Regions from separate parts of the Homo sapiens genome. Here region 1 is linked to region 2. Evidence: read pairs that join two places in POLR2A ChIA-PET (ENCODE). Cell type or tissue: MCF 10A. All regions are shown on one strand.

The links. Peaks named below come from ENCODE experiments on the same cell type or tissue, not always from the same donor. Only the 100,000 strongest peaks of a DNase experiment are listed, where the experiment ranks them.
Region 1: POLR2A ChIA-PET joins it to region 2 with 10 read pairs; 3 of 35 experiments call an interaction of 5 or more read pairs at or near these places.

The regions. Positions count from the first base shown.
Region 1 is chr4:94,409,418-94,411,917 of GRCh38, reverse strand. No RefSeq gene overlaps it. Among named protein-coding and RNA genes, the nearest start is that of PDLIM5, 41 kb to the left of the region's middle. In MCF 10A, no CTCF peak of the experiment used is centred here; a DNase peak (open chromatin) is centred at 1,067.
Region 2 is chr4:94,487,924-94,490,423 of GRCh38, reverse strand. The region is part of intron 2 of PDLIM5 (PDZ and LIM domain 5); the gene reads right to left. Among named protein-coding and RNA genes, the nearest start is that of PDLIM5, 37 kb to the right of the region's middle. In MCF 10A, no CTCF peak of the experiment used is centred here; a DNase peak (open chromatin) is centred at 1,553.

The DNA of each region.
Region 1 (2,500 bases), 79 kb after region 2:
ATGGTGGCTCACGCCTGTAATTCCAGCACTTTGGGAGGCTGAGGTGGGCAGATCACTTGAGGTCAGGAGTTTGAGACCAGCCTGGCCAACATGGTGAAACCCTGTCTCTACTAAAAATACAAAAATTAGCCAGGTGTGGTGGCGGGCACCTGTAATCCCAGCTACTCAGGAGGCTGAGGCAGGAAAACTGCTTGAACCCTGGAGGTGGAGGTTGCAGTGAACCAAGATCACATCATTGCACACCAGCCTGGGTGACTTTGTCTCAAAAAAAGAAAAAGAAAAGAAAAGAAAAGAAAAATATTAGTGAGGACAAAAATGTCCACTTTAACACAAGGGAAAACATTTTCTGTGTCTAAAGGAAATAAAAATGAAATGGCTTCCCCAGATCAAAAAGCCTAGACAAATGATTCAAGCTAAGCCCTGATCCTACTTCTGAATTCCAACTCAGGCATAGCTTAAGAGTTACAGTAACTCTTCTAAATTCATCAGAGGAGAGAGTTGAAACATGTTAAGGCTTTGATTTAAGAAGCTTTTCAATTTTAAAATTTATAGTTTTAATATAAACTATATTATATATATATATAGTTAAGTAACTGTTCATGGAATTGGTTTTTCAAGAAAATATTTATTCTTTATTAATAAGTTAGAAGTCACCATGAATCAGACCATCATTCTGAAATATTGCCAACCAGCATGTTTCTTTTCCTTCCTTCCTTCCTTCCTTCCTTCCTTCCTTCCTTCCTTCCTTTCTTTCCTTCTTTCTTTCTTCTTTCTCTTTCTTTCTTTTTCTTTCTTTCCTTTCTTTCTTCCTTCCTTCCTTCCTTTTTCTTTCTTTCTTTCTGACTCTATGTTAATCTTCTCTGCATCGTTCAAATTTTAGTGTATGTGCTGTCCAAGGCCTCCTTCTCAAACTTATGTGGGAGAAGGCAATCAGGGAGGGGCCGGACAGCCTCGTCCTCACTTGCATGGTTGCACGGAATTACGAAGAGCTGAGTGCACTCCTCCTGCTGCCCTGGGCTGCCATGACCAAGTCCTGTATTCCTTATATGGATGCCAGTAGTGTGCTCCTCAAAGGTCTGTGCTCCGTGGTATTGCGCCAGCTCAGCGTTGGCTGTTCTCTAGGGAAAAAATTGTGAAACTTCATAAACCTGAGTTAGGATTAGAGACTACAGATGCCAAGTCATAGTTCATGGTTGAGTGCCGACAGTAAACACCCAAGAAAGCGTGTATCAGGATGAAGGACATCTTACTGATTCGAATTTCCAGTGTCAGAAAGGTGAAGTTTTCCCTCCCAACCCCTCATACTCGTTAAAGAGTAACCCCCCATCCCTTGAAAAGAAATGAACTGTTAAGCAACGATGATTTGAAATTCAGATGGGAAAGTTTCTGGAATAAGGTTAAAAAAAATCCACCTTCACAAACAAAAAAGAAATAAAGCATTTAAATCAATGATAAATGAAAATATAATTTGGGATGAAGAAAATCATAGGATATGAAAATAGGGAAAGAAACACTGAAATATTAGAAAAATACAGAATATAGCAAAGAGAAAATAATTCTACAAATTTAAATGTTGCTATCATTCAGTTTCTTCTTATTTTTGCCTTTTTAAGTATTCACTAAATTTGAAATATTTCTATTGATGGTCAATTTAATATTTTTACTGGCAACTTAAACTCTTGGCTAAACTTCCCAGAGCTATTTATGGACATTTTCCCTTGCCTGCCTATAAAAACACATCACTGGAGTATTTTTAACAGCAAAGTCTGTATGAAACAGTTTACTTTCCTGACCTGTCAGATACTCATGGCTGTTTCTAAGTAGCCTCATTTGTAAGGCCTTGTGGATTTTTGTCCAATTGGTGTCATTTCAATTTAAAAAAATGTAGTGGTATATTCATTAAGAATACACTACCTATGGCTAGAATTCCACTTTACAAAATTCCATGCCACTGCAGGCATTTTTGTTACTTCCAGAAATAACTGTTATATCTAAGTGATCCTCAGGGAAGGATTTGCCATCTCTTTGATAAAATTGAAGTTGTAGACATGTTCTTTTTCTGCAAGCTTTAGCATTGTTTATATGTAAGGAGTGGAGAGCAACAACAACAAAAAGAAGTGTAACCTTATCTTTTTCAAATAAAATGGGCTATGGGGGTGTTTTTGAAAGGTTATAAAATATTATTCTCTACCTCTACACAGGAATGTATTCACATCATATACATCAGAAATGGCAAATTAAGGTTCATGGCAAGCGCCAATTGATTTTCACTGATTAATTGCTAGTAGCTGCCTGAAGCATCATACTGAGGAAAGTTCAGAGGTTTAGTTCAGTTTCAGGTAGAAAAAATGCCATCCTTTCAACATTTTCAAGAATTAAAAAAAAATGAATTTAGAGGAGTTATGGTCATGCTTGGCAGGAAGAAATAGTCTAGTCAGCACAGAGATACATGTGTCACCCACTAAAGAGTATTATTATTTTGGATAAATAGACTAATTTA
Region 2 (2,500 bases):
TAATTCTAGTTATTTTACTTATAAGTCTTTAATAAGCTTATTTTTATTTTAATTTTGAGAAGAACTGAATAGAAAGCACATTTGCAGCAGATATCAAGGGTTAAAATATTTATAATGCAATCTAAAATCATTAGATATTATTTTATACAGAAACAAGTATATAGAAAACATTCATAAAGAGTTTATAATATTTTAGTCATTGTTGACAAAAATGTTTACATTATTTTGAAATTGTTTATTAATTTTAACTAAAATTTGCATACAAATTATTACACTCAATAAGATTATACCCCCCACAGTTCATATTTGATTTTTTATTTATAGCCACATAAAAATATATATTAGGCAAAAAAAAACCCACAAAAACATTCATTTAAAAATTTCTGGATATAAAAAATAATTACAATATCAGTAGAAATTCTGATGCATAAATATGTTACATCAATATGATAAATGTCTATACGTACTGACCTGGACACATACCCATGATATATATTAAAGAAAAAAAAGAAAGCTGCAGAACAACATGTATTTGTGGGGGAAGTTGGAGCATATTAGAGCAACCAAATGAAGACAAAAGTGCTGGAAAGATTACATATGGGAAGCAGGAAGGCTGGAAGAGGCTGAGGAAATTTTATTTTATTTTATTTTTTAAATTTTGTAGAGATGGGGCCTTCCCTATGTTGCCCAGGCTGGTCTTGAACTCCTGGGCTCAAGCAATTCTTCCACTTTGGCCTTCCAAAATGCTGGGATTATAGGTGTGAGCCACTGTGCCAGGCCTTGTATTTTTGTATATTCCTATACTGTTTTAATATTGTATAAATATCATTAAACCTTAAGTTTTAGATAAATATTTTTATATTTATATATATGTCATAAAAGAGATGTAACCAGATACTACTCAATATTCTGAATATTCTGCACCTAATTAGTAAGGATCATATTATGACAAAACCACAAAGCAACAAATGTTAACTGCCTGACAGTCAAACTCTAAAATGACTTCATCATTTATATACTACTCAGTATTCAAATACAAGTGTCTATCCAAAGTATGTATAATATACATGTATATGCATTCCAAAGAACTGCATGTTGTGTAACCTAAGATAATTCATCAAGCATTCCCACACCCTGTAAAGTTCCAGAACCAGGGACAAAGTATTCCAGACTGACATAGATAGGCCCGGTTCACAGCTGCTAACACAGCTACTTGTCTCAATTAGCCATTCTATTCCTCCATGATTAAAAATAGACAATATACTATTAAAGACGGCCCATATACTACGCAAGAATGAAGGAGTGCCAAATCTTCCAGGGCTACTTATAGTTCATCAAAAGAAGAAAACACACCTTTATGACCATTCCAAAAGGAGCATCTTCTGGAATGCCTAACTGTTAATGGGTGGCGTACAAAGTAATTCTTCCTGCAAAATTACTTTCCATACAAGGAGATGAGCTGTACTCCCAGCTGACTTCACTTCCGTAGTACTGCTACCTCACCTTACTCATGGAGAAATAATTGCCTGTAAGGCAGATCCTTTACGGCATTTGCTTTAGTAAAGATTGAAGCACTTTATGATGACTAAAACAGTCCAATAAACAAAGAGGGTGGAGAGGGGGAATGTAAAACACATGCTCAACCAGGAACCCTCAAAAACACCTTCAGGCTAAACTGCAACTGGCATTGCTGAAGATCTGACTCGAAAAGTAGAAACACTTTAAAATGTGTAAGTGTTCTATTTTAAATAGGTACAGAATCAGGTTTTTATGGATATGTGTTTTCTTATGTCTTTTACTTAGAAGTGAAATTTTTGTATCAAAAATAACAAAAGATGTTTGTTCCATGGCTACTTACGGTATGCATTTAAACACAAAGGTATGGTTTAGAAGTGACACTCATTGTTTTTAATCTATTCAAAGTAGAAGCAAGTTATTTTAAGAATATCATGGTTTACTTTAAAAAAATTATTTTTCCATTTATAAAGAGCTTTAGGAAAGTGTGACTAAAAAGTTAACACCTATGAAAGGAGAAAAAAAGATTTTCCCAATAAAATGGAAGTAATAAAAATTGCTAGGAAACTTGAAAATGAATTTTGTAAGTCATATAAGCACCATTAAAGGAACAGCAGCTCTTTGGCTATTCATTAAAAAACAGATCATTTCAATTCAAGAATATTAACTAATCCAAGAAAAGTACTTTCCACAAACATTAAACACTCGTGTAAAATCAATCTAAATGTTGATTTCACATGCAGAACCGCCATTCAGCAAGCTGGACTGCATCAGTGTCAACAACAAATGCCTGTAGTGAAAGATGCATTCACCAAAAGGAATGGGTTAATTCAGCACCATAATATTAACACAAACACACAACTTAAAGAACTTGTGTGGGAAGGTGGGGGAATCTAGGAAGGCTCAAAAACAGTATTTCTCAAACATTTGTGTCCTTAAATCACGAGTACTGCTTCTTAAGACCCACTCCCTAGTCCTAATATAC